5 separate regions of the Homo sapiens genome follow, and all the other regions are linked to region 1. The links are chromatin loops, found by intact Hi-C in ENCODE. Cell type or tissue: PC-3. All regions are shown on one strand. Links, peaks and the distances in the headings refer to the core of each region. The heading gives the core; the rest is flanking DNA.

Region 1 (6,019 bases), core at 308-5,307:
ATGATTTTTTTTATCTTTTTTTTTTTTTTTCCCCGAGACGGAGTCTCTCACTGTCACCTGGGCTAGAGTGCAATGGTGCTATCTCTGCTCACTGCAACCTGCGCCTCCCAGGTTCAAGTGATTCTCCGGCCTCAGCCTCCTGAGCAGCTGGGATTACAGGCGCCTGCCACCACACCTGGCTAATTTTTTGTATTTTTAGTTAGAGACGGGGTTTCACTACGTTGGCCAGGCTGGTCTCGAACTCCTGACCTCATGATCTGCCCACCTCTGCCTCCCAAAGTGCTGGGATTACAGGTGTGAGCCCCTGTGCCCAGCCTTTTTTTATCTTTTAAAAGTAGCCTGTTCCTTCTTTTAAACTAACTCTCATGTCATACAACTAAAAGAAATAAAGTATCTAAAAATATCTTTTCAATCTATATAATTTAAAGGTGGTAGGCTTTTTATATTTGTTTTGATAAAGTAAATATTAATAAGCCAATTTTGAAAATTGTTTAATTAGTAAACTCAGAGTCATAATTCTCTCCAGCACTTCAAACATTATAATTCTTTACTTCTTTAATTTCATATAAATCTTAAGTCAGGAAGAAAGCAAAGTTCAGTATTTGATAATAATCTCTAACTTCTGACAAATTTTAAGGTGGTATTCCAAATCAAACATATCCCAAACACCAGAAACTCACATCAATTCTATTACTGTGCTATCAAACCCCCAAATTCCGCCACCAACCTGACAGCTCGAGTGCTATCTACCACAGGAAGCCTTCCTTGATTTCACTCCGATTTATATACTTCTTATTCTCTTTATTTTTATATAAGGCACAGCATGCCACTTCTTCACAGCATAAAACATACTCTTTTATAACTACCCACTTAATATGTCTATATCTTCTTAAACTTGAAGCTCCTCCAGGAAGGGATAGGATCTCATTTGCAAACACCCCCACCGCCTAACAGGATTCGTGACTTACAGCAGTCCTCACTAAATGTTTGCGTGGTGAGTAAACAAGTGATTAGTGTTCATGACACCGGTCTTCCAGCTGGACAAAGGACAGTGTGTGCAGTCTTATCCCCTGAGGCCCTGGGCTCCCAGCATTCCCACAAATGACTAGTCCGAAAAGCTAAACAGATGAATCTGGCCTCTCCCAAAGATCCTGCAGCTTGGGGACCACCATCTCCAACCTGGAGGAATGGCTTTTAGGGATCTCATTTCCAATTATCCTAAAAGTTTCCCCACAGTGTTGAGACCACATTAATGGTAATTTATTTGTTTCAATCTGATTTCACCAGGGTGAAACATTTTTTAATGCTCAAAAGTAGAAACATACGGGGAGACAGGAACACAACCGGGTGAATAAAGCACTGATTCAGGAGCCAGCCTCTCCGCTGGGCTGCATGCGGCCACTGCGCTGGCGCTGCCCATCAAAAAATGGGAAGCATTCCATGAAACCCATAGGATCTTTAAAGAAATGAAAATACAAGTTTTTTGTTCTTACTTCATCACCTAGGTTGGAGTGCAGTGGTGCAATCATAGCTCACTGCAGCCTTGAACTCCTAGGTCCAAGCTATTCTCAATCTCAGTTTCCTGAGTAGCTGGGACTACAGGTGTGTGTCACCATGCCCAGTTAATGCTTTTTATTTTTTATACAGACATAGTTTTGCCATGTTGCCCAGGCTGGTCTCAAACTCCTACCCTCAAGTGATGGTATATACCCTCTGCCTCCCAAAGTGCTGGGATTACCAGCATGAGCCACTGCTTCTAGCCTAGCTTTACCTTTACTCGTCAACTTCCCTTCAGAATTGAAAACCAGCTGTGTGATATTCCACATCACACTCTGACAGACTGGTTTGTTTTTTGCGTTTTTTGAGACAGAGCCATGTTCTGTTGCTCAGGCTGTAGTGCGGTGGTATAATCTCAGCTCACTGCAGCCTTGACATCCCGGGCTCAATAGATCCAACCACCTCAGCCTCGCCAGTAGCTGGAACACACCACCGCACGCAGCTAATTTTTGTAGAGAAGGGATCTTGCCATGTTGCTCAGACTGGTCTCAAATTCCTGGGCTCAAGCAATTCACCCACTTCAACCTCCCAAAGTACTGGAATTACAGGAATGAGCTACCATACCCAGCCTGGAGGATTGGTTCTAATCAAGTATTTTACTATTTCTAAGGTGAGGTCAGCACTAGTATGACTGTAGTCTGGCAAACAAGGAACCATATTATTACATTAGTGGAAAATCAAACCCTCAAACTAGAGGCAATGCTTCGAATATCCCAGGACACAAGGTAGCCATCCTGGGGAGGAAGGAGGGACACAGGGGATGATCTGTACAGGAACTGAAGAACATCCCCATCATGTATAAGCCATTTTCAAGGTCGTGCAGAAGCTTTATAGTTATACAGAGCCACTCAGACATAAAATGATGACTATAAATTAGGAAATAAAAAAAGAGATCTGAGTCCCTATAATAACACTGGGAGGCAGTGCAGACCACACAAAAGCAAAGCAGACCAGAAAGTTGGACTTGAGGGAGAGACAGACAGGGATCTCAGAGGACGCTGGGCACAATCCTTCACTTATACTGAGAAACCAGAGGCTTTAGGTGACCTGCCCCAGGCCGCACAAATTTATACAAGAGCTAACCTGGGAGACTGGGTGGCCTCATTCCTGGGCTCTGCTCTTTCCATAACGTGACGCTCTGTTCCCTTTGTCTTTCATTTCTTTGCCAGGGCTCTGTTCCAGAACAGAAGACCCCCTCCATTTTTCTGTAATAACGGTGGTTATTTCTAAGTGCCACCTCCTCGGAGGTGCCTTTCCTGACAATCCAATCTAAAAGCAGACCCCTAAGTTACTCCCTAACTTATTTTTATTATAGTACTTATATTTTCCTGTTTGTTTTTTTTAATCAACTACCCTCACAGCAACATAACAAGCACTGTGAGAATAGGGACCTTCTTTGCTCCATCCAACACTCTATTTCCAGGTCACACAAGTCTCCATAGGGCCTATCTTAGGTGCTCAATAAATGCTGAATCATGACTATAACAAGTCAGCTACTATACAAACAGAATGTTTCTGAATTCCTACAACAAAGGAAGGGGTGGGGGTACAACAGAAATAATTATCATGTCTAATTTATGGAAATCTTTATGAAGGTGGATCTGAGCTCCTCTCTACTCTACAATTCTTATCCAATAACTGCCAGTTCTGGTCTCCAAACTCGGATGGTGTGCAGGGCAGTGACTTCAAAGGCTGCATGACTGATCCGGGAATGAGAGGGAGGGCAACACCAGAGACTCTGATTACAGGAAGCTCAACCAACTGGAGCCTCACCAGCGGCGGGATGGCCTGAGAATGTTTTAGGGGGGTAGGGTGGAGAGAGAGGGTTATTTTTGTTTTTCTTGCGCAGGATAGAGAGAACATCTTAACCTTAAGAAAATATAAATAAGTGACAAGAAAGCACAATGACAGCTGTGACTTGCTAGAAAAAGATGTTTGGGATACACTTTAGGACAAAAATAGCCATCTTTTACATCTAAAATACCATAGGATGCTCATCTTGAAGAACACCAAATCGACTACCAAACTCTGAAATACAGAAATACATTTTTCCATGCTTTTTAATATAAATAGTTAGCTTTACAGATTTTGGTGCAAACAGAAGTGAGGTAAATCGAGTGCCAGCCCTTGGCACACTGCCATTCTGAGGGCTTTCTGTTTACAGGCAGAACATGAAAAAACTTTTGGCCATTCCTAAGTGTTCAGTAATTAAAACAATTTTTTTTTTCAAAAAAAAAAAAATTACAAGGCTTGTGATTTTGACTAGATTTACTTCTATTGTGAAGCCATGAGCTACTGGGGTGGGTGTCATCAGCCATGCTTACATCCTATCTGTGCTTCTAATAATGGAGCCAGGTGGCTGGCTCAGAAGAGGTTCTCGATTAATAGCCACTGAGTTAAAATGAGTATATTATTTTTTGATCTTATATGAAGGGATGGTCCTCCTTTCACCTGGAGGAAAGCTTGCCACTCAGTATTAGTTTAGAAGAATTTTGATATCATAAAACTACAGTGATGGGATTTGGAAAAACCTGGGGAATCTGAATAAAGATGAAGAAAGTTTCACAGAGGAGAGGGCAATTGACTTAGGTCTCAGTAGGAGGAAGGAGTGAGTCTGAGCTCCAACTGTGTGCTGGCCGCTGGGCAGATCCTGCACATCAACCACCACAGGGGGTAGGTATCGATATTCCCCTTTTCCAGGTAAGGAAAATGAAGATTAAAAAGCTGAAGTAGATTGCTCAGGGAATCAACTGATTTAAAATTCAGATCTATTTGGTACCAAAATCTCTGCTGGCCCCTTTTGGGCAAGTTGTTTGAAACCTCAGCACCAAAATTAAGTTCTAAAAGTTTAGGTAAGGGCCACCTGGTTTAGTCAAAAGCCAAATGAGCTGCAGTAAACACTCTTCTCCTAAGAAACACTGCACACGTCTATCCAGTCCTCTGTAGAGGAAATGGGCTTTCGAAGCCCAGGGACAGCATGTGCGGTGCCCTCTTGCCATGTGGGGAACTGCTAATAATTTTGTTTGGACTGATCATAGGACTCAGAAGGGCTAGGGTGAAAGTGAGGGGAGGCAGAGAGCAAGAGTGACTGGGGGCAAAGCTACAAGGGCAGGACTGGGCAGACCCACACACTCAGTGGCGGGTGCTTTATCTTTTAGCCAACGGGAAGTACTGGCTAAGTTTCCAGGTCGGGAAGTGATGCACAATCTGAGTTGTAGGAAATCCCTCCAGGAGCAACGTGAAGGATGAACTGGTAGAAAGAAAGCCTGGAGGCAGAAAAATTATTAACGTGTATTACAGTACTCCAGATGGAAAGTCTGAGCACCTGAACTAGGGCTATGGCAGTGGTAAGTGTGAGAGAAAAGGCTCAAGACAGACCCCAAAGACAGGGATTGGTGATTGACTGGATGTGGGTTCTTAGAGAGGATAACCAAAGGCAGCTCCTTTGAGAACTGTTACCAGGAGAAGAGGTACACACCCTGCTAATTTAAAGCTTAATAAAGACCAAGCCTTAATTTACAATGTCAGGTTCCTTGGGCTAGTGGTCATGTGGAAATAAATAAAAAATTATAGTAAAAAGAAATAAAATAAATATTACTTATAAATACTAGAGCAAAATCTAGCAATAGTTACCAATAAAGAGAAATACTTGATAGAAGAAACACAGTTAAATAAGTGCCCATGCCATATTAAATAATAGAAAAAATATAAAGCATATATAGCTTTCTGACTAGAAACAAATACATTACTTTTGAGTGACTACATGTGATTTCAATTGAGAAAAAGTCTCTACTGAGCAAAAGCTTGGGAGTTCTGGGCTAAAATGGTGCTCCTCAAACCCACCCTGGATTTGCTGAGTAAGATGGCATTTTGCTTACTGTTTGTTGTTGTTTGTTCTTTTTTTAAGCAGGCCGATTTGCCACTGATCAGTAAGAAATGGTTTAGAAGAAAGAGTTAGGGGAAAGGAAATGGAGGAAGAATAAATGTGCCAAAGAGGATAGAAGAGAAAAGATAAAAGCATACTATATTGCAAATACATAGCCGGTATAAAAACCATCAGATTTTTTAAAGCACTAATTTGATTTTGCTGAGTTCTCCTCTTTAAGGAGCAATGTCGAATGAACTCATTATGAGCAAGAAGATTCACAAGCAAGTGCCTCTTTTTATAACAACTAACGTCAGCAGTAGGACCAGAGAGTCGTTCTTACCATGTTTCAGATGTAGGCAGCTGTCATTCTTGGACCTGTACCTGCAGAAAATTGTGTCTTTAACAAATTTTTATTGAAGAGGTTTTTGTACATTCCAAATACGTAGTAGCTACAATATCATGTGAACTTGTTTGCTTTACTTTTCATGGTTCTTATACCAGCCATTTTTATTTGTGCAGTACAAGTAGTGGCCTTATTTTTAATGAAAGAAAAAAGGAAAATAAATGGGACCTCACTGATGTCTTGAATTAATG
Region 2 (6,019 bases), core at 293-5,292, 58 kb after region 1:
AAAATAAATAGTAGCTGATGCCACAGAATAGATAATTGCTATCAAAACAGTAGGATGAAGCTGAGTCCTAATCAGACTGGAAGAGGTTAAAGAGAGAAAGAATAAGATAGTTGTGTAGCTGCTGCTGTAGAAATAGATAAGACTAACCTCTCTCTGCTTCTGGCATTTACAGCATGAGAAAAAAGAATCTGTAATGGAAAATGTTGAAAGATACACTGAAGCTTTTCAAAACATCAGAGCAGTGAGACCTTGAAATTCATTTACTTCAATCCTTGCATTTTACCAATAAGGAAACTGAGGCCCAGAGAGGTTAAAAGGTCTGCCTATAATGTAACACATACACACACACACACACACACACACACACACACACACACACGGCTGTAAGGCAGGCCTGCGGTCTGAAGGCTGCAGTGCCCCTTCCTCTTTACTGCTTTCTTCCCTCTACTGAGGAGCAGTTATGGAAAGCTATTTTTGTAGAGACAATTGAGGTCCCTGACAATGACAGAAGGAAAATAAATGGTGGTTTCAATTCCAAGTTAAGCTATAGGCTCACTGCTGTGCTCCCGCCCAGGCAAGATTTTGACTCTGAGGTAAAATAAGAGAGTCAAATCTGATCAAGGTAGCTGTGTGGGAGTTGGCTTGGAACTCAAACAGTGAAAAGGGCAGGGGGACATGAGCTGGACTCAGCTGACAGGAAAGAGAAACAGTAAGCAAGAAAAAAGGGTGCAGGCCAGGCACAGTGGCTCACACCTGTAATCCCAGCACTTTGGGAGGCCGAGGTGAGAGGACTGCTTGAACCCAGGAGTTCAAGACCAGCCTGGGCAACACGGTGAAACTCCATCTCTACAAAAAAATAGAAAAGTTAGCTGGGCGTGGTGGCACATGCCTGTGGTCCCAGCTACTTGACAGGCTGGGGTGGGAGGACTGCTTGCGCCCAGGAGGTAGAGGCTGCAGCAAGCTGTGATTGCACCACTGTACCCCAACCTAGGCAACAGAGCAAGACTGTCTCAAACAAAAAGAAGGGACCAAAGAGCCCTCCGAGTCCACTTCTGAACCACACTAGAGTACAGTACACCCCAATTAACCCTCATGATGGCCACACACATAAAATCCAACTTGAGAGCTGTTTGCCCTGAGGGCTGTCAAGAGTCTTACTTCAGGGCAAAGTGGAACAGTATGTGGTGGGAGCCTGGATTCTGGGGCCTGGTGAACCTGGGTGTGAATCTTGGCTTTGCTTCTCACTGGCTGTGTGCCCTGTGTGTTTTCACATCCCTGTCTCTCAGTTTCCTGTAAGGTAAGGATAATAGGATCTGCTTCAGCAAGTTGTGGAGAGGATTCAATAAGTTAGTATTAGAGTGCCAAGAACAGTGCTGGGCACATCATAAGCACTGTGTAAGTGCCCACAAGTAAAGAGACTGGTCACATTCTATAGCTTCAAGCCCACAAGATGCCAAAGGTGGCAACGTGTGACACAGAGTGCCCTCACTGTGAGACATCACTGTACACAATTCACATTCACACATCCTCTTTTCTGTGAAGAGGTTAGCCTTTTCATCTGATAAGCAATTAAGGTTCTTTCTTTGATTTTATTTCTTTTGTTTCTCCTCATTAGAATCAACCCATGTAAAACATTTAGAAAATCTAAACAAAAATTACCTAATACTGCCACCCAGAAAAAAACTTAGAGATAAATTTCTTCCTAATTTTTCTCCATTATACCTTCACATATAAACATTTTTTAAAAAAAACCCTGATATTATTTTATAATCTAATTTACTCGACATGTTGTAAATATTTTACCGTGATTAAATATTTTAACAGAATTTTTAATGGTTGCACGGTTTAACTATAGTGTAATTTACCACTTGTTAGCATCTTTATGACAAGATTCAACCTCCACCTTTCTATTCCCACCATTTGCACATCCCAAAAGAAAATGAAAGCATAACAAAGCTTTTGACAGCCACCCCCAAACAGGTGTTCTTCAGTAACTTTCTTCCCAGCTGGGCTACGCCACAGTGCTCAGAAAATGGCTCCTAGAAAAGCCTCTCCATTTGAGCTACAGCTTCTGCAGTACAAGGTTCTGTAAGGGCAGCTCTTGCAGCCGGCTGAGTGTCACCACTCCAGGAATGTCTGACCTTTCCCAGGGCTTTGATCAAACGACCTCCTGCTGAGCAGAACTGGCCAGAGAGAAGCTTTGCGGGGAGGGGGAGGAAGAGCAGGGAGGGGATCAGGGTGGGCGTGAAGGGTCCCAGCAATGGGCAGCTCGCCAGCCTCTGCAGGGTGACTGGAAAGGTCTGACTGGAAGAATCTTAGAGATCACCTCCCAAGTCCCCATTTTAGAGATAAGAAAACCAAGGCTCAGGAAGATAACAGGACTTAATTAGCACTTGTGAAATATAACTTAATATTAGCAGTGATAACAGCCACAATTACTATTACTAGCATTTGGGGCAGTCATTATGAGCCAAGTACTATGCTAAATAAATGTTCAGTCCCAATGACTACTCTGTGAGATTGCTATCATTATTTCCATTTTAGGGAGTAGGGAGTGGGGAGTGACGAGGCTTAGACTAAATGAGTTGCATAAGATCCCACAGCTAACAAGTAGTAGAGGTAGGAGTCAAATCCAGATCTTTCACCAAAGTCCATGATCCTTTTAAGCATACCACAAGAACAAATAATTATTTTTATTTCCATTGCATTGTTTTCTAAAAGATGAGCTTATTAATACTTACTGCTAACTTGGAAGGTGGCAAAGAATTCATGCTTTCATCTCTAGTCATCTTTTCACAAATCTACATTTCTGCATTTGCTAAACAGTGACATAAAAATACTCAACAGATCGATTTGTCAACAGTCAAGTTCCATACATTTTATACAAAAATGATTTTGAGTGCGAAACTTAGGCTTAATGCGAACTGTGAATTGTCATGCTATAGTTAAACTAACATGAAGGTAAAAGACTGCATAAAACACTATACACCCAATGAATGACATGTGAAAAGACATTACTTCTAAATATCTATGTAAGGCCACCTCAGGTTTAGAAAGGCCTTAGGCCAGGGACTCTCCCAAGTACATAATTACAATGCTTCTCTTAGATGATTGTCAGGTAGAAGACAGAGATTTCAAATAGTTTGTTTACCTATTTTTTTTAAAGGCTCTTTCTCAGTATGACTCATGTGAACAATTTAAACAAACAGCTGTGGCAGGAGATGGCCACTGCAGCCTGCTCGAGTAGGTAAAATGTACTGAACCTGTGTGGTTAATTAGATCAATCTTGACTCATTTTCTTTAATGAGACAGTATAACACACAACGTCCACCAGACCTGTTTTCTGGGTTTTGTTTTACATAATTTGTTGTTACGGTCTAATCTATTCTTGAGCTTCTTTTTGGTTAAAGCACCAACTTTCTAACTATTTTTTTTTCAAACAAAGATTTTTTTGTGTATATTCAACATCATGCATCCTTGTGAGGGAACTATACCGCACAGTACATGATTTGTGATGAAATACAGTCAAGCAACTTACACCAAAGAAAAACACATGAAAATAAGATTTTTTAAAAAACATTTTTTTTCAATTTCTTTGCCTTTCAAGCAGGTCAGCTATACAGATTATAAGTGTAGAACTGAAAGCTAACTCCCACATACGAGATAAAAGTTCAACATCAGGTGATGGAAAATCACATATTGAGGAGAAAAGTCAGTCCTTGGGTTCTAAATCATTTGTCTTTGTTTTCTGTTAAAATGGGGAAATTTTCTATCTTTTTTCCTTTCATTTAGAATAGATAATTTCTATTCCTGATCACCTTTAAATGCACACACTGAGGTTTTGTTTTCACTGACTAAACCCTAGGGATATGACTAATTCTCATCATAAATTTTCATTCAAGAAATTTCTGAGTCCATATTACATATTGAACCTAATAATAGAGTTCAGATTTATGATGCTCAAAATGTCATGTAAGAGTATTATGGTAATGTACAAAATGAAATACTGAGAATCACCACACTTTTCAGGAAGTCCCACTGTAAGGCAAAAGATTAAAATAAAAAACCCTCAATAAAAGGTGTGAAGGTCTTTGCCAGTTTCAGGATGTGGCCTGTTTGGGAGTATGTTGAATGATCTGCCCCATCACGATAGCCTTCATTACAAAAAGAAACACATATGTACCTGTGCATTTGGTAGCCTCAAGTCTTTCCTATAAGGCGGCCTAAAAGTTTGACTTAGTAAACTGGTGGTTCTCCAACTTTTGGTTTCAGCATCCATTTATAATCTTGAAAATTACTGAGGACACCCAGGGAGCTTTTGTTTATATGGATTATATCTATCAATATTTATCATATTGGAAACTGAAACTGAGAAAATTAAAAAATATTTATTAATTTGCTTAAAAAACAATCTGTTTAAATTGTTACATGTGAACATAAATATTTTTATAGGAAGTTGTACCATTATATGTGTATATTTTATATATGTGTGTGTGTGTGTGTGTGTGTGTGTGTGTGTGTGTGTATGTATGTATATATTTAAAAGAAGGGTCTCACTCTGACACCCAGGCTGGAGTGCAGTGGTGTGATCACGGCTCAATGTAGCCTTGAACTCCTGGGCTCAAGGAACCCTCCTGCCTCAACCTCCCAAGAAGCTGGGACTACAGGTATGTGCCACCACCCCCAGATAATTCTTTATATTTTGTAGAGATGGGGTCTCGCTTTGTTGCCCAGGCTGGTCTCAAACTCCTGGACTCAAGCAGTCCTCCTGCCTCAGCCTCCCAAAGTACTAGGATTATGTGCATGAGCTACTGTGTCCAGCCACCATTTTATGTTTTTGAAAACCTCTTTAACATCTGGCTTAATAGAAGACAACTAAATTTTCATGTCTGCTTCTGCATAAAATTTGCTGTGAAGTATATGTAGAAATTCTAGCCTCACACAGATATATAACTGGAAAGGAAAGAATTATTTTAATAGCTTTTTAAGATAATTATGAATATTCTTCTTTGATACAATGGACAAAGCAGTAATTTTTTAAAGGTCAGCTGCAATGTGGAATCTGAAACCATCAGTGAACTTTTCCTACTCTGTTACATTGAAATCCATTAATCTATCAAAGTCCTACACTTTGAATCTCTCATCCACATGTGATTTTGCAACAAACACTGATCATCTGAAAAATGTTGGGTTACTGAGTCATGTAGATTTTCCCAATGTTTACCTGTTTCATTATATAATACCACAATCACATTTGTCAATATCACCACTGAACTCATCAGAAGAGACATTAAAGGATAGGAAAGCTGTCAAGCTTATGTTGCGGAATACAAGATTTCCAAAATTCTAATTTGTATTTGAAAGCTTGAATTTTGTACTTGATAACTGTTTTCCTTAAAACAATAGGCTCATTTCACTTACTTTTGATAACCAAGTCTACCAAATAACCAAGTCTGAAGAGCCACAGCTGACCTGTCAATCATTCTGCAAAGTAAAAACTCAATCATACTGGTGTTTTCGAGACAACCATGGCACTTTGCCACATTGTAAAAGTGCTTTATATGTACTTCCCATCTCATCACTAGAATATTAAAAAGACACATGTGCTTAAGGGCCTAGGTTTAACAAAATTAATAACTTCTACTGCTTTATTAAGTGACACTAGCATTTTTTAACTGAGAGTCCATGGTGATGAATATAGTAACTAAAGAACTTCTACTACAGTTGGTGCCAGGCCATGATTTGTGCTAAGTGATGAGCAGTTTTCCCAGCATTGTTTTCATACAAGTGCAAATGTCTACACAGTGAAAATGGCAAAAAATAACAGTATTATTGTGAAAAGAGTTTTGATCTCATGGACCCCCTAAAAATGTCTCAGGGACCCCAGAGGTACAGACACTACACTCTGAGAATCTACCTACTAAACCAATGCTGCTGCTACTGATATACTCAACAAAAGGAGCTGAATTTTTTAACTCTTGAGGAAAAATACAGATACCAATGCACAAGCCAATTACAC
Region 3 (6,019 bases), core at 278-5,277, 450 kb after region 1:
TTTACTCTTTTAATGTGTCTAGTAGAAAATTTTAAATCACATATTCAGCTTATACTCTATTTCCACTGGACAGCGCTGTTCTAGATCAGGGGCTCTCAAACTTCCCTGTATGCAAAATTGTACAGGAAGCTTTAAAGATACAGATTCCCAGGCTCCATCCTCAGAAAGATTCTTATCATATTAGTCTGGACTGAGACTCTTGTGCTGACATTTCTTTTTTAATCTCCCAACTGAGACAATATACAACTGTTCCAGGGTCTGTGGAAGACACATATCTGCCCTAGCCATCTGGAATATATCCATTTGGCCATCCTCTAATGGCCATCCTCTCTGTTTGTAGTGATATTTAAATGCATTCAAAGATTGTTTGATAATTCTTCCTTCGAAAAGTGGAATTTAATTCCCCTCCTCTTCTGTGTGGAAAGGGCTTAATGACTGGCTTCTAACTAACAGAATGTGGCAGAAGTGATGGTATATGACTTCCAAGACTAAGTTATAAAAAGCATGTGGCTTCCTTCTTGCACTCTCTCTTTAATTACTTGTCCTGGGAGAAGCCATCTGCCATGTCGTGAAGGCACTCAAGCAGCCCAGTGGAAAGGCCCACTGGGTAAGGAATTGAAGCCTCCTGCCAACAGCCAGAAGGAATCAGGTGGGCATGTAAGTGAAACACCTTGGAAAAGGATCATCCAACCTCAGTCAGACCTTCACATGCCTGCAGCCCTGACCAATATCTGCAACTTCATGAGAAATCCTGAGCCAAAACCACCCGACTAAGTCAATCTCAGATTTTTTACCTACAGAGACTGATGAGATAATACAGGTTTATTGTTTTAGGTTGCTAAGTTTTAGGTAATTTTTATGCAGCGATAAATACCTAACATGCTGTGACACTGGGTCTCGCCACTCCTCATCATTTCCTCACCAAGGTCATCTGCCGATGGTGAACTGCCCCAGCAGCTCAGAGCCATTTATGAGGGTGCTGCATGGTTTTCCTTTTCCAGGTGACAGCCCAGTGGCCACAGACAACCATGTGGTTGTGAGGATCTTCCCACTAGGTGGGCACCCAGAGAGGTGCCTCAGTGCTGGCAGTCAGCAATCACATAGCCCAGCCGCCTGGGATCTGCACACTGGCTGCAGCTTTGATGCCTTGCTGGTGGCAACACAGCATGGCACTTGGTGAAAAGGCACTAGAATAACTTTCTGGGTCCTTTGAACTTTGCTAGGGGCGTGAATTTTGGCATGTCTCTACCCTCCTCCCCAGTCTGTTTTCACTCTTCTCAGCCTCCATCCTGAAACAAAGCTCCCCTTCAAAACAGGGCTGCTGAGAAACACACAAGCACATCCATGCCCATTTCTATTGTTCCTGGCTGCAAATTCCCTCTTCCTCAGCCGTTTCTCACTTCCTGCATATGTCTGTAGACCCATAGCTGCAACTGCCTATGATTGCAATTTTATCCCTACTTCTGATATTATATACATCCCAATTTCCACTTTGCCTCCCCAAACATAGTCCCACTGTCCACATCCCCTACGTTTCCTGGCACGTTGGCAGTCCTCTGGAGGAACTAGTACAATGCACACTTCTACACAGGTTTTTCTCCCTGGAGGAAGCAATGAAGGAAGCGTTATGCCAGTCTTGGTCGATTACAGAAAGAACTATTGTAGATTCATAGTCTTGGTCAAGAAATTCTGCTCTAGTTGGTTTGGCAATAATACTAACAGAAAAGTAATAATGCTTAACTTCCTTTTTTGATAGCATTATTTTAAGTTAAATTCCTTCAACTTAAAGTTCTTTAAGATTTATAAGGTAAAGAGTTAGTTTCAGCTCACTAGATCCCCCAAGTTTCTCTAAAATGAACACCTAAGTATTAACATTACTCAAATGCTTTATGGTTTTTTTTCCAGTGCAAAAGGGGAAACAAAGCTTACTTTATTCCTAAAGTGTTTTCCCCCATGTTTTTGCCTGGCCTGAAATCAGACTCATGTTCTAAAAAGGAGCGATTAAGTGCAGACTTCTGTTTTAACAGGATGTATTTAAGGCAGCCAGGAGCATTCTCCCTGCGTTAAGTTGAAAGGTCTTAATCAGAATGAAAAATTGATTACTTGTCTTGACATATGAGTCACTTATTGTCACAAGGAGCTATCCATTTAAGTGTATGATATTTCAGCTTTGCATAAATAACGTCTCCTTTCTTTTTGACTCTATAAATATGCAGGTTCAAACACAAGAACATCTGACTCCAGGGGGCTTGTGTCTGAGTCTTGAATCGTGTTGTCAAAGGATAATTCATATTTCTCCCCTCCACCCCCACTCACACACACTTTTTAAATGTTCTTCTATCCTGTGCCTCCCCCTTTACTCTCTTCCACCTCAAACAGATAATCCATGTTTTTCAAAAGGTGCCTTGTTACTGAAAGGATAACTGGAAACTCACCAGCTTGTATCTTAGGCTACTGGGCTTCACTCCTTTTAATAACAGACAAAGGAGAAGTCCGCTAATGATGTTGACCCACCTCGGCTTGTGTTTGTGTAATGTTTGAAAGAGGTTTTGTTATCGTTAGACGTTCCTGAACAATCGCTCTCAGAACATCAAGCACCGAGCAGAGCGGAGAGGTGAGAGTCAGGATCGGGGCGGGGGATCGGAAAGGCTCCCGGTCCAGTCCTCCCTGCTTGTTCAGCACCATCTACTGGGGGATTACAATGCGACTTCAGAAACAAGAACTCATGTGGCCCTAAATACAGGGAGGAAAGTTTTACATCCATCCTCACAGGTGGTACATAATTACTCACTGTTTATCGTGTGTGGGTTACATATATCCACATTTTGAATTATAAACAACAAATATTTCATCTTGTTATTCAATCTTACATTGTCTCTAACCTGAGATATTTGACTCATTAATTTGTCCTTGATGAGTGGGGGGGGGATGAAAATAATTGTAATATCATCAAAGCAAATAACACCTGGGAAAATCTCACAAACAGTATTCCGAAATTGGATAAAATAGAATGCTGTTCTAACGTGGCTCTTTATTACAGTTCATTATCTTTCAAACTACATTATTTTAAGATAAACTGATATATAAATAATTTTTTAGATAATCAAAATTTTAAGCACCATAAGGTTTAATATTATTTTCAAAGGAATACAAAGGAAAATTAAATTTTTATACATGACCAAGAGCTGTTTATTATGAACATCATTTACTATGCAAGACCTCAGGAACAATTATAATACGTGGAACTGTTTGCCCTTATGCTAAATGCTCCTTTTCCAGTTAAGTTCTTGTCTCTTCTTTTCATTGCTTTTCTTCCTTCTTATATCCAAAGTAATTCTACCTTCCTGTAGCACCCTATGCATGCACCACATTTCTTCATCTTTTACTTCTTTTAAACTTACTGGTAGGCAATCATATAACTAAATTTAGTAGAAGAAGTGAGACCTGCTGTGGCTCATCTATGAGTAAAATGTACATGTAATGAATGAAATTTGTGACAACACTCGCCTGTCTTATTCCACTTTATTCTGAACTAGCAGATGTCTTCAAGAAAATTGAGATGGCTGAATAAGCCACCTTCAAATACAGCAGTCCCCAGCCTTTTTGGCACCATGAACCAGTGAAAGACACTTTTGCCACATACATGGGGGCAGGGGAAGGTGGGACAGAGGATGGTTTTGGGATGCAACTGTTTCACCTCAGATCATCAGGCATTAATTATTAATTAGATTCTCATAAGGAGCATGCAACCTAGATCCCTCACATGCGCAGTTCACAGCGGGGTTTGCTCTCCTATGAAAATCTATGCCGCTGCTGATCTGACAGGAGGTGCAGCTTAGGCAGTAATGCACGCTTGCCCCTCTCACCTCCTGCTGTGCTGCCCAGTTCCTAACAGGCTGTGGACCACTACCCCTGCTGGGGTCCCCTGTTCAATAAGTTAAATGCAGTCCATTTGGGTATACTATTAGTTAAGGGACATTTACCAAAATATATGTTCACATAGAAAATTTAGAAAAGGCCCAACTCAACTGGTACAACAATGTAAGGCAGATACTCTGTTAAATACTCCCAACAGTGCTGTTATGTTAATTTCATTTCTTGACTAGTTTATGGATTGCTTCCTTTTTGAAACCAAGCAGGAATAAATGAGAACTAACTGGACGTTCTTAACTTTCTTCTCAGTCATAGACTCCTTTTAATCCCACAGTTTGGCAGCTGATATAAACTAACAAGATAGTTACTTATTATTATCCATGACATTCTAATCCAGTTCTAGAATAACAGGTGGACTCTAGAAGATGATAATAGCTATATGTTGCCTCTACTTATAGGTTAGCTCCTTGGTTAAAACACTACGTTAGGCGACCAAGATCATGAATATGATTTCCCTCCCCGGGGGCATATCCCATTCTGTGGAAGCTGGTGCTTATGCCACTTGGAGAGCTCTTTAAGAAACAGAACATAAAAGTACCATTAGGTAAGAAAGTGACTATTTAAGAATAATTTTACAAAGTTGACAAATACTGTAAGCATCACAAAATCCAGGTTAACAGAATGTGTGTACTAACTACCTGACACTTCTGCAATATTTTTCTACTTTTTAATCTGCATGCTCTTTGAATGCCTCTTTAAATGAAAATTCTATAATTTTCTATAGCAACAGTGAAGGGTACTTTTGTGTTTCCTCTAGCAGAAAGTCTTTTATTTTAGACAGATTTTAGAAACAATGGGAAAAAGTGTAGCTTCTACAAAAGGAAACGTGGAATTACCATCTAAGGGATGAGGTTGGCCTTCTGAAGGAATAAACGAAGAGAATATTAGTTAATGTGGGGGAATCAAGTTTATTTTGGAAATGGTTTTGATATCACCAATGAAAGGAAGTAGTGTATCCCAGCGTTTAACAGCTTGGACCACTTAAAACTGTGTGACTTTGGCAACTAACAATTTATTTGCACTGCAGTTCACTAATAGGGTAAAGTTGCTGGAAAGATTAAATGAGAAGGTTAATGTAACATATTTTAACAAAGTGCTTGTCTTGTTGTTTTGCTTCACTTATGAACTGTTTTGCTTTAAATATTAACAATAGTCCAAAAAAAATTAAATAAACTCCCCAAGTGATGCTGATGCACAGCTAGGAATGGAGACCACCAGACCACACTTGTACCAAAAATTTAGCTTCTTTGATAGGAGATGCTTTGGGGGTAGAGAGAGAGAGAAAACAGTAAAATGATTCCTTACCTAGTGAAGAAGAAATACATTAAGCCAACTTTGCAGCCACAAAAAATGATGGATTTAAAGACTTAAATCCATGTTTGGTCATGTTTCCAAATATCAGAAAAAAAGTTTTAAAAAAAGTACTTTACATCAAAAAGTTTATCCACCATGATCAAGTTGGCTTCATCCCTGGGATGCAAGGCTGGTTCAACGTATGAAAATCAATAAACGTAATCCATCACATAAACAGAACCAGCGACAAAAACCACATGATTAATCTCGATAGATGCAGAAAAGGCCTTCAATAAAATTCAGCATCTGTTTATGTTAAAAACTCTCAATAAACTAAATATTGATGGAACATATATCAAAATAATAACAGCTATTTATGACAAACCCACAGCCAATATCATACTGAATGGGCAAAAACTGGAAGCATTCCCTTTGAAAACCACCACATGACAAGGATGCCCTCTCTCACGACTCCTAGTCAATATAGTATTGGAAGTTCTGGCCAGGGCAATCAAGCAAGAAAAAGAAATAAAGCATATTCAAATAGGAAGAGAGGAAGTCAAATTGTCTCTGTTTGCAGATGACATGAGCTTATATTTAAAATACCCCATCATCTCAGCCCAAAAGCTTCTCAAGCTCATAAGCAAACTTCAGCAAAATCTCAGGACACAAAAATCAATGTGCTAAAATCACAAGCATTCCTATATACCAACAATAGACAAGCAGAGAACCAAATCATGAATGAACTCCCTTCACAATTGCTGCAAAGAGAATAAAATACCTAGGAATTCAG
Region 4 (6,019 bases), core at 384-5,383, 120 kb after region 1:
CTTGATATGCTTTTATGGTAGAGAAGTATTACATAAACATACTATCCTTACTGTGACTAAAAATGACCCATAGGCCAGGCACGGTGGCTCACACCTGTAATCCCAGCACTTTTGGGAGGCCAAGGCAGGAGGATCACCTGAGGTCAGGAGTTCGAGACCAGCCTGGCCCATATGATGAAACCCTGTCTCTACTGAAAGTACAAAAATTAGCTGGTCGTGGTGTCAAGCGCCTGTAATCTCAGCTACTCAGGAGGCTGAGGCAGGAGAATTGCTTGAACCCAGGAGGAGGAGGTTGCAGTGAGCTGAGATCATGCCCTTGCACTGCAGCCTGGGTGACAAGAGCGAAACTCCATCTCAAGAAAAAAAATAAAAATAAAAGTGAACCATAGATTTTCAGTGAAGTACAGAGAGTAGGCTGGGCACAGTGGCTCACACCTGTAATTCCAGCAGTTTGGAATCAAGGCAAGAGGATTGCTTGAAGCCAGGAATTCAAGACCAGCCTGGTCAACATAGCAAGACCCCATCTCTAAAAATAAAATAAATTAGCTGGATGTGGTTGTGTGCGCCAGTAGTTCCAGCTAGTCAGGAGGCTAAGGCAAGAAGAGCACTTGAGCCCAGGAGTTTGAGGCTTCAGTGAGCTATGATCATGCCACTGCACTCTTGCCTGGGCATCAGAGTGAGATCCCACCTCAAAAAAAAAAAAAAAAGAAGAAAGAAGGAGAAGAAAAGAAGGAGGAAGAGAAGAGGAAGAAGAAGAGGAGGAGAAGAGGAACAAGAAGAAAGAATTGGAGGAGGAGGAAGGAAGAGAAGGAAGAAGAAGGAGAAAAAGAAAGAGGAAGAGGAGAAGAGGAAGCAAAAAGAAGAGGGAAGAGAAAGAAGGAGAAAAAGAGAAGAAAGGAAGAGAAGGGGAAGAAAAGGAGATGAAGAGGAGGAAGGAAGAGAAGGAAGAAGGAGAAAAAAATGGAAGAGAAGAGGAAGAGGAGGAGTAAGAGGAGAAGAGGAAGAAGAAGGAGAAGAAAACAAGGAGGAAGAGAAAGAATAAGGAGAAAAGGAAGAGGAGAAGAGGAAGAAGAAAAAGGAAGAGGAAAAGAGAAAAAGAAAGGAGGAGGAGGGAAGAGAAGGAAGAAGAAGGAGAAAAGTAGAGAAAGAGGAAGAGGAGATGAAGAGGAAGAGGAAAAGAAGAGGGAAGAGAAGGAAGAAGGAGAAAAAGAGAAAGAAGAAAGAGGAAGAGAAGAGGAAGAGAAGGAGTAAGAGGAGAAGAGGAAGAAGGAGAAGAAAACGAGGAGCAGGGAAGAGAAGGAAGAAGGAGAAAAAGAAGAAAGGAAGAGGAGAAGAGGAAGAAGAAGACGAGGAGGAAGAAAAAGAAGCGTTTATAACTTTGAAAAACTTGGAAAGGTCTAGCTGTGGATTTGTGAAATTCTAATATAGCTTGATGGTGAAATACCACACAGCTTTGATAATGATGCTCAATTATTTTTATTCACATGAAGATATTAGTGATACATTGCTAAGTTAAAAAATAAAGTTATAAGAGAATAAATGCAATCATACCTCATTTTAAAAAGTTTATGTTTACAGATCATTTATTAGAATGTAAACTCTATGAGCAGGGGCACTGTTTTGTTTACCTCAGTATATCTGATGTCTAGAACAATTCCTGGCACAAAGTAGGCACTTAGTCAATATCTGTTGACTATATCTGGAAGGACAGACAGTAAGATACTAATAGTAGTTTTCTCTGAATAGTGGAGATTTTTTATTGAGTTTTTTATTGTTTGTGCTTTTAGAAATTTCTTTTTTTTTTCTTTGAGACAGAGTCTTACTCTGTCACCCAGGCTGGAGTGCAGTGGCACAATCTCGGCTCACTGCAACTTCTGCCTCCCAGGTTCAAGCGATTCTCCTGCCTCAGCCTCCTGAGTAGCTGGGATTACAGACGTGCGCCACCATGCCCGGCCAATTTTTGTATTTTTAGTAGAGACGGTGTTTCACCATGTTGGCCAGGCTAGTATCAAACTCCTGACCTCAGGTGATCCACCCGCCTCAGCCTCCCAAAATGCTGGGATTACAGGCATGAGACACCGCACCTGGCTGCATTTGGAAAATTTTATATGCAATGAACCAACATTTTTAAAGTAATAAAATATAATTTTAAATGTTATGTGATAAAAATATCTTAAAAAGTGAAAGAGCTGATCTTGGGTAATTTTGACAACAAAAATTAGTAAATCACAGAAGAAGAGTATCAGGAACTGGGGGCAGTATTGGAGCCACTGCATTATAGCAGACACAATTTCAGGGCCACCTGCTGGTCATGCAGAGGTCAATATAAAAGGGCTCTGACAGTTTATAGCAAGCTTGTCCAACCCATGGCCCACAGCCCACATATGGCCCAGGACAACTTTGAATGCAGCTGAATATGAATTCGTAAACTTTCTTAAAACATTATGATTTATTTTATTTTTTAGCTCATCGGCTATTGTTAGTATATTGTATGTGTGGCCCAAGACAATTCTTCTTCCACTGTGGCCCAGGGAAGCCAAAAGATTGGACACCCCTGGTTTATAATGATCAGAAAGATGGGCTGTTTTTTTTTAAGGTAATAATTTAAACACAATGAAATGTGTAGGTCTTAAGTGTACAAAGTATACAAATACACACGTGTGTGTGTGTTTTAAATCGGGCAGCTCTGAGAGTCACAGGTGATTCTGAAAGACTCCCCAGAGTGTTTTGATTAATATATACACCTGTGAAACTATCACTCCATCATGATATAGAACATTTCAGTCATCCCAGAAATTTCCCCTATGGGATGAACTTATTTCAAAGCAACTTCTTAAGCTACATTTTTGGTGAAATGACATTTGTTGGTAGTTTGTGGTTTTCTTGCTGGTTGCTTCGGATATATTCCTTAACTCTGTAATTTATTTTCTCTATCTGAACAACTTGTCACCTTAGAGTATCCCTTTCTAGAAAACATGCTAATACTGTAATGTACTTAATAGGAAGGAGAGAAATGGAACTCAGGTTATTGGATTGGCTATCAAAGTGCTGAATTGAAACACTGACCAAGTAAATTGCATGAAATAATTTGTATTATAAACTGTTTTTCATTGTAGTAAGTGAAATGTCTGTTGTCTTAACGACTGACAGTCGGAAGAGGTCTTGGTTTGCTCCAGACATGGATGTTTGGGGAAGGGTATTAGGGGAGCAAGTGACTAAGGACCTGATGGGGTGATTTCCAGAGGCAGCTGTGTGCCAGAGACTTGGGAACATGAGGCTCTTTGGTGGGTGCAGAAGCGCAGGAGAGCAACGTGGATTTGTGCATGCCCCCTGCACATACCTTCTAGGCTTAGCATTCCTCTGGCCTCTGTCGGTTCAACATGTGGTTGAACACAGCAAACAGGAACATCTTTTGGCTGTGGCACAATATTGTACTTACTGTAAAAAAGATAGCATTTCCTGAATTTCTTTTGTGGGAAGTGTTAAAAAATACAGATAGGATGTATTTTTTTCCCCCTTACTGTGAAATAGCTGAAGTTCATCTCTCTTTCTCTCTCTCTCTTTTTCTCTTTCTCTTTCCTCTCTGTTTCTAAGGTGAAGATAAACCTCAACTTCCAGGAAGGGAAAAATTTAATTAACTTAAATATGGGCTCAAAGGTCCATGCCAAAACAATGTGATCAATACATAGGTTAAAATTGTCCTAAAGAGGACTATGGAATGGATTGCAACATGGTTCAGGTCAGATGACTTCTGGGATTACTAGCCTGGTAGTCCAAAAAGACATTGCATGCTGTGAGGGAAATAAAAACAATAATGCGAAAACAACGTTAAGGATCTACTCCAAGTATGGCCCACAAAACACTCTTGAGCTGCTTGCTGTTGCGCCCCTGTGCGTTTCATCCCTCCTGCTCTCTTCGTCAACCCTACAGCATGTGGGGTGTGAAATCACTTGAGAAACTGTTTCCACTGGTTTGCTATGAGAATTTCATAGTTTGACCCCTGAAAATGAAGGGAATTAGAATTGATAGGAGGGATGATTTGGTGCCCAAAGTGGTGAATTGGTGCCAGAAGGTCACCTGAGTAAGAAATGCCTTTGCCTGGTGGCTACGTAAGTTAGAAATAAGTGAGCTGAAAATTAAAGTAAAAAAGGTTAATTTCTATGAGAATATCAGTTGGACAGACAGCAATTAGATAAGGTACAATCTAAGAAGTAAAGCAGGAGAGAGAGTTTACTTAATAACTAAATATTTACTTTTATCTCTTTCACTCACTTGTAAACCAAGATAAGCCTGTTTGTTTTCTATATAAGAGTTAATGCTCTATGATTAATTATATTCATTATTCCAATAATAGCAACAATGAGCTTTAAATGAAAATCATTGTCATTATGTCTATTTATTTCTTGGTTGCAAATTGAAAAAATATTGAAAATCAAATGGACATTGTACATTATTTACTAAGAATATTTCACTTACTGTGGATGATTTAAAAAAAAACTATTCTGTTTCACTTAATGCTTCAAGTGAATTACATTTTCTGCCTCTCACATTTGAATACAAGGCTGTTATCTTAGGGCTCCCAGCACTGTGGAAGAAACATTTCATGGAAGTAACTCTATTTCAGCTGTAATGTCTCTTTCTGCTCCTTTTTTATTGAAGAAAAAAAAAGAAGAAAAAGAAAAGAAAAAGAAATAAAGCAATAATAATTATATTTCTAGCCCAGAAATATGATCCTTTGAATAAAACTCTGCCCTCACTTTCAGTTAATCAGAAGATGAGTGATATCCTATTTCTTTATAGTTTCCTCTAGTCTTGGTGAGATGAAAGAGGAATTTGCAATCAAATAAGAGTGGTATTGCAGACATTACAACTAATTTATATAGTTAAAAACTCAGAATTGTATCCAGATCTGACCAGGAACATGACACAAGATTTAATTTAAAAGGAAAAAGGGGACAATTTCTTTTTTTTATTTTGGTAACTCAATTTACATTGTGCCATGACTCAGTAATTATGCTGCAAGCCTCACTGTGAACACTGATGAATTGACTTTGTGTCCATCTATTATGTTGACACTGGATTAAAATAGAACTAACTCCATCATTCAGGTTGGAGAAAATTCAGAAGTATTGCTTACTCCTCTTTTCTTTCTACTGTCTCCTTTTTCTCATGTTCCAGATTATTGGTGCCTCACCAGAAGAGAACAGAGGAGAGACTTACTGACTTACATAAAACATTCATTAACTTACCATAGAGACTACATATGCAGAATATCCATCACATCTACCCCACATACTGTAGTATGTAGCCAATATTTTGTTCATGTGAAAAGTAGAGAATTACACCAATCATTTAAATAACTTAGGTAAAACACTGTTGAAGAAAAACTTTATTTAAACCCAAATTAATTAATTCAAAAAGAGCTAATATTCAATCGTGCTTTATTTTGTCAAGGAAATAATTAGACATTTCTTTAGGTTCCAAGCAGTACTGAAATCATAGGCACAAAGTGGGTAGCAAATGAACATACATTCCTCCTCTGCCTTCTCTTTGGACCACATTCCAGGCATGCTTTTTGCCCCAGCTCTCCACCAAAACTGCTAAATCTGATGGTCAATTCTCGTCCCCCTTATTTGACCCATCATCAGCATTTGACACAGTTGATTACACTTTCTTCAAACGCTTTCTTCCCTTACTTCCAGGATGCCATCAGCTTCTGGTTCTTTCCGGATCTCCTTGGCTCTTCGTTAGTCTCCTTTGCTTGTTTTGTCTTCCTGACCTCTATGTATTTGGTGGAGTGCCCCTACAGCTCAGTCTCTCACCCCCTTCTCTTTTCTATCTAATTCATTTCCTGATGACCTCATCCAGTCTCATGCCTCTGAATATATTATAAATGCTAACAACATTGAGTTACATCTTTGGCCTAGACCTAGCCCCAGATTTACAGACTTACATATACAGCTGCCTACAAACCTCTATTTGATGTCTAATAGGTATGTGAAATTCAGCATGTCCAAAA
Region 5 (6,019 bases), core at 501-5,500, 510 kb after region 1:
TAGATCCCCTATCCAACATACCAGTATCTTCTCCGCCCCAACTTCCCTGCCTGCCTTGCATGGGTCAGTGGCTCTCACCAGGTTGTCCATGAGCCTCTAGTAAGATACAGACATGGTTTAGTTAAGACATCGGGTTTCCATAGTAATCACAAAGAATTCACTGTAAAGATTAGAATTGATTATATAAATGGGAACTTTTATGTTTTATAACTTACTGTAAGAGGAATTATTTTTAAATTTCTATAAGGATTCCAACTATATGACATTCTGGAAAAGGCAAAACTATGAAGACAGTAAAAATAACAGTGGTTTTCAGTGGGTAGAGGGAGAGAGATGAATAGGAGGAGCATGGAGAATTTTTAAGACAATAAAACTATTCTGTGTGATACTACAATGATGGATGCATGTCGTTATACATTTCAAAACCCATAGAATGTACAACACCAAGAGTGAAAGTTAATGGAAATTATGAACTTTGGGTGATACCGATATGTCAATGTAGGTTCACTGATGGTAACAAATGTACTTCTATAGTGCAGGATGTTGGGGGAAGCTATGCATGTGTGGGGGCAGAGGGCATGTAAGAACTTTCCATTCTGTTTTGCTGTGAACCTAAAACTGCTCTAAAAACCCTCTGTGGCTAGGTGTGGTGGCTCACACCTGTAATCCCAGCACTTTGGGAGGCCGAGGTGGGCACAAGTCAGGAGTTTGAGACCAGCCTGGCCAACACGATGAAACCCTGTCTCTACTAAAAATATAAAAACTTAGCCGGGCATGGTGGTGCAGGAGAGGCTGCTACTTGGGAGGCTGAGGCAGGAGAATCGCTTGAACCCAGGAGGCACAGGTTGCAGTGAGCCAAGATCGCGCCACTGCACTACAGCCTGGGCAACAGACCAAGACTCTGTCTCAAAAAAAAAAAATAGGGTCTATTTTTTAAAAACTCCTATAAGCATAGAAATGTTCTTAGGACATGGGGTCTTTTATCTCTCTCACGTGAGAAAAATTGGTTAGTATGAGCTAAAACTGGACAGGTTCAAACTACTGGCTTATAGCATGTTTCTGAATGCCCGATGACCTTAGCAGCCTATACAACACCTCATCCTCTCGTACCTAGAACATTGTTCTTCCCAAAGATGTTTCCTACTTAGAGTTAAGTTTTTACCCAAAGCATCAGAGGAATAGACAAAATCAAATAGAAACAGTTTCAATCACTTGCAGTGTTTAAAATATTTATAATCCTTGCTATAGCCAAAGGCAGCCGGGCTAATTATTTACCAAGCAAGTGGAAATGATGTCCCGGGGGAGATGGCAGAACTGATACATCAATTGGCAGAAAGTCTAGTAGTTAGTAGGAGTTCAGGGAGTCTCAGGAGCATCTTGAAATGGCTCTGTTTTAGCCTCACATAAGAACTGGACCATCATGCTACAAATGACACATTTGCTACTCAAAAGATCAAAGGGTACCAGGAGGGCTTCTGTAGCTTGTCCTCAAGTTGATTTTCTGAGCATCTCTAATGAGCTGCAGTGAGAAAAATCTATGCTGTCTGGGGCTAGAAGGTCCCAAAATAGAAAGATTCTCTAAATTCCTGTAGAGAAATTTAATGGAGGTGAGAGATTATTGGGGCTCCACAAGGGCTTCGAATTTCTCAACTGAAAAGCTTTTTATTGCAAATGACAGGATTTTATGAGTTTTGCTAATTAGAAGACCAATTAAGCCTTACTTTAATTTTTTTCAAACAACACAGTAACATCTGGACTTCAAATTGGAACTCCCTCTCACTTCTCAAACATGACAGTTAATGGTTTAATTATATTCCAGAATTTTTCTATGTATATACATATGTACATGCTGGTATAGGCTACGTATTTAAATATCACATTACAATGCTGTTGCTCATTCCTAGCTCTGCTTGAAATGTCCACTGAATGACAGAAGTTTAGAGATTTGGTGCAAAGACCAACAGCCAGAACTCGGGTTGCCCAATGAGCTACTGTCGAGTGTTTACGTTCCTGATTTCCACCTCACATCAGTAATGACAACACTTCCTAAACACCACCAGCTGTATTTTCCAAGTTTGAAAACTCTAACCTATGTGCACTTTGCAAGTCAGAAACCTAGAGGTCATCCACCCCCTCCCTCACCACCATGTTTGATCCACAATAAAGTTCAGCCAATTTTATCTCCCTCTTTATTCATGTCTCTTCATTTTCATGATCACCATGGTGGTCCAAGCCACCACATTCTGCCACTCTCCCATCTGAACTGTGGCAGTAGCCTCCTCATGATCATGCCCTCTTCTAATCCATTCTCCACAAAATAGCTAGAGAAATCTTTTTTAAAAAATAAATCTATCCATATCACCACTTATCAAGAACTTTGCCTGGCACAGACAACAAAATCCAAACTCCATGCCACTGCCTTAAGTCCCTGTATGATATGACTCTGCCCCCCGTCCAGCCTCAGCCACTCACTCTCATTTCCCAGGCTCTAGTCACTCTGGCTTTCTACTCCTGGAGTGCCCATGTTCCCTCCTGGCTCAGACGTGTGGACCCTGTTGTTCTCTGTGGCTGGAGTATTTTTCCTCCACCCTCCCTACTTTGCCTAGTTAGCACCTATTCAGTTTTCAGATTTCAACTCAAACACCACTTTGTCAAGATAATTTTTGATGGTATGCCTGTGTGACTGTTTCATTAATGTCTCTGTTGCCCACTATACTGTAGGCTGCATGCAGGTGGTTCTGTTTTAGTACCTGGTTTCCCCAGAAACTAACAATGTGCCTGCCATATGGCAGGAATTGGAATGTGAATTGCTAACAATTAAAGGACTGGTGCACGTAAAGCTGTTGGATCTTCTGGTTTAAAAAAAAAAAAAAAAAAAGCAGGAGTAGAAACTTCTTCTCAACTTCAGAGACTACCCATATACAAAAGCCCAGCTTCAGGCTGTGCTCTGTTCAGCTTGGCTTTGCCTGGATGGGCAGAAATGACAGTACACATGTGGACAGAGGTACTGATTCTCCCTTTTCAAGATGGAAAGACGGCCAGGCACAGTAGCTCATGCCTGTAATCCCAACACTGTGGATGGCTGAGGCGGGCAGATCACTTGAGGTCAGGAGTTCAAGACCAGCCTGGGCAACATGGTGAAACCCCATCTCTACTAAAAATACAAAAATTAGCTGGGTGTGGTGGCGGGTGCCTGTAATCCCAGCTACTCAGGAAGCTGAGGCAGGAGAATCGCTTGCACCCAGGTGGTGGAGGTTTCGGTGAGCCAAGATCACGCCACTGCACTCCAACCTGAGTGACAGAGGGAGACTCCGTCTCAAAACAAACAAACAAAAAAAAAGATGGAAAGATGACTTTTCAAAGGTTTATTTTCAAAAAAATATGTACTGGCGAATTGAGTTGGAGAAACAAACCAGTCATCAGTAATTACTTTTCCATCCTTTGGCGCCCTCTATTGACAATAAACTCAATTGCGGTAAAATTATACCAACACCTTCTACAGCTAGGAAATCTATGAGGTGGGTTCTTCTTCAAACAGATTCACGGTGAATTCAGTCTTTGGGAAAATCTGACTCCTCTTTCATCAAAAACATGGGTTCGTGTGTCTAAATTTTGTGTGTGTGTGTGTGTGTGTGTGTGTGTGCGTGTGTGTGTGTGTGTTGAGACGGAGTCTCGCTCTATCGCCAGGCTGGAGTGCAGTGGCGCGATCTCGGTTCACTGCAACCTCCACCTCCCAGGTTCAATTGATTCTCCTGCCTCAGCCTCCCGAGTAGCTGGGACCTAAACTTTTTTTGCCACATTTTTAGGCAACTGTATCTGGCCAATGTTAGAACTCAGAGCAAAATTATGGTAAAATATCTTTGTCTCAACTCTCAGCAAGAATCATCCTTAGGCTGCCTGTATGGGAAATACACTCCACACAGAGCTGCCAGATTGTCTTTTATTTTTCTCACCTGGACAAAATATTAGATCTATACTAGAAACAAGGACGAAGCAAATATTTAAATACAATATGTACTTTAATATTTTTTCCAAATGATTTAGTTTCAAAATAAATAATGTTAGTCCTTTTCCAAACACATGGAAAATGGATAAATCAGTAAAAAAGAATAGAAGAGGCTGGGCGCGGTGGCTCACTCTTGTAATCCCAGTACTTTGGGAGGCCGAGGCAGGCGGATCACTTGAAGTCAAGGAGTTTGAGACCAGCCTGGGCCAAAAGGTGAAAGCCCATGTCTACTAAAAATACAAAAATTAGCCAGGTGTGGTGGTGGGCACCTGTAATCCCAGCTACTTGGGAGGCTGAGACAGGAGAATCGCTTGAACTCAGAAGGTGGAGGTTGCAGTGAGCCGAGATGGCGCCACTGCACTCCAGCCTGGGTGACAGAGCAAGACACCGTCTCAAGAAAAAAAAAAAAAGGACAGAAGAATGGATGAATCAGACAGCACAGGTTAAGCACAATGCCCAGTCTATAGCAGCTTCTGGTAAATGCTAGTTCCAGTGTCACCTCCATTCTGGCTCTGCCACCAACTAATTGACCTTGAAAAGTCATTAAACTCTCTGGACCTCACTTTCTTCATCCGTAAAATGAAAGTGTTGAATTATGTGATCTCTGAGAGCCCTTCTCATCTGTAATTCTATATTTCTAAACCCACCCCCTATATCCTTTGGTTTCCCACCACACCACAGTTTCCAGAAAGGAAAGCAGAAACTCTCCATTGATTCCTACACTGTCAATTATGTTCTATGATCATCAACTCTGTATAAAGACGTGAGGACACACAGATGAATATGTTACTGTCCCTGACCTCTGGAAGCACATAGCTAAATGGTGTAATTCACTATAACACGTATAGGAAGAGCTATGTTTGAGTTACGAACAAATGCTGTGGTAACACATTGGACAGTACTATCACAGAGTTCATAAAATGATTGTTTTAATTTAGCAAATTCGATCAAAAATCAATTGAGTCGTGTGCTTGGCATTACCCCAACGATATAAGTAATAAGTTGGATTTTTCTCTTTTTGACCCTATGCTCTAGGTTTCACTTGGGTATAGCCTAAATATCTAAGAAGAAATGAAAATGGTGCTAAAACTCATCCCTCCTTTTCGGAAGCATGGCTTTATTAGAAAAATCAGCTGTAGAAGTTGTGTCTTGATCTACTTACTGTGGACTTTCCTGAGAACAGCAAGTCCTCTTGCCAACATTTGCCATGCAGATACCAGACTGTGAGTTGAAAGTCTGTACAAAGCAATTTCCAGTGGAAGCAAAGCCATCAGATCCCCTGCAGGCATAGTCAGCAGTATCTCTTTCAACTCACCCGGTCTCAGTGCTGCCCATGGTCCACAAAATAATTCATTTCCACCTCAGCTGCTGAGACCTAAAATTCCCCTATTCTACTTCAACTCTTTGCAAATTGGAACTCATGCTGGTTCCATTTGCTAATGGTGACCACGGCCAGTCCCTCCAAATTCCTGTGTTGACGGACAAAGGCATAACTAAATTTTACCAAACCCTGGAGCTGTTTAGTGTTTTAGGACTCTGAAGCATTTATTTCTGTCCCACATAGAAGCTATTCTCTGCTATGAAATAGAAAGATTTCTTAAAAGAAAGCGTTTGATGACCTAGTTGGTGAAAACAGAAATGATTAAAACTTAGGCAAATAATCCACATATTGCTATTACCTTAATGATTAAAACATGCAGCTCATTAATTTAACCTGACAGTGGGCCCTTTTGTGGGTAGACAACTCATACGTAATGTCTTACTGCAGCTGAAGAGACTTGTCCCATGCCAAGCCTGGCTCCCCATTTCTTTTATTACTGAGAAGGCATTGGTACAATCCAAAATGATTAAAGCAATAGAGATTGAATTGCAGACAAAGAACATCAGACTGGATCAGGAATGGGAAAATAAAACTCCAAACAAGAATGAGACTCAAGGGACTAATGATCAAAGCATTCAAGTTTCCCTTTTTAAAAAAAAAAAAAAAAAGCTGGAATATTCAACTTTCTACTT

What was found. A loop is a pair of places that touch in the nucleus more often than their neighbours do. Peaks named below come from ENCODE experiments on the same cell type or tissue, not always from the same donor. Only the 100,000 strongest peaks of a DNase experiment are listed, where the experiment ranks them.
Region 2: it touches region 1 in a loop (4-fold over the local background); 4 of 110 quality-filtered maps call a loop at or near these places.
Region 3: it touches region 1 in a loop (11-fold over the local background); 14 of 110 quality-filtered maps call a loop at or near these places.
Region 4: a loop joins it to region 1, with 13 times the contacts of the local background. A loop is called at or near these places in 3 of 110 quality-filtered maps.
Region 5: it touches region 1 in a loop (14-fold over the local background); 43 of 110 quality-filtered maps call a loop at or near these places.

What each region holds. Positions count from the first base shown.
Region 1 is chr4:108,057,858-108,063,876 of GRCh38, forward strand. It overlaps LEF1 (lymphoid enhancer binding factor 1), which reads right to left. Exons shown (of 12, transcript NM_016269.5): 11 at 5,766-5,806. The coding sequence ends at 5,772. Among named protein-coding and RNA genes, the nearest start is that of HADH, 71 kb to the left of the region's middle. In PC-3, for the core only: a CTCF peak has its summit at 2,471; a DNase peak (open chromatin) is centred at 1,014; H3K27ac peaks cover 1,056 bases.
Region 2 is chr4:108,115,508-108,121,526 of GRCh38, forward strand. All of the region lies in intron 3 of LEF1 (lymphoid enhancer binding factor 1), which reads right to left. Among named protein-coding and RNA genes, the nearest start is that of LEF1-AS1, 49 kb to the right of the region's middle. RefSeq lists enhancers at 1,112-1,271, 1,866-2,375, 2,943-3,222 and a silencer at 1,462-1,531. In PC-3, for the core only: no CTCF peak of the experiment used is centred there; a DNase peak (open chromatin) is centred at 3,154; H3K4me3 peaks cover 535 bases; H3K27ac peaks cover 2,091 bases.
Region 3 is chr4:108,510,658-108,516,676 of GRCh38, forward strand. No RefSeq gene overlaps it. Among named protein-coding and RNA genes, the nearest start is that of RPL34-DT, 110 kb to the right of the region's middle. In PC-3, for the core only: a CTCF peak has its summit at 2,701 (motif pointing left); no DNase peak of the experiment used is centred there; H3K27me3 peaks cover 2,220 bases.
Region 4 is chr4:108,179,606-108,185,624 of GRCh38, forward strand. No RefSeq gene overlaps it. Among named protein-coding and RNA genes, the nearest start is that of LEF1, 14 kb to the left of the region's middle. In PC-3, for the core only: a CTCF peak has its summit at 2,311 (motif pointing left); no DNase peak of the experiment used is centred there.
Region 5 is chr4:108,569,269-108,575,287 of GRCh38, forward strand. The region is part of intron 1 of RPL34-DT (RPL34 divergent transcript); the gene reads right to left. Among named protein-coding and RNA genes, the nearest start is that of RPL34-DT, 48 kb to the right of the region's middle. In PC-3, for the core only: a CTCF peak has its summit at 3,457 (motif pointing left); no DNase peak of the experiment used is centred there; H3K27me3 peaks cover 379 bases.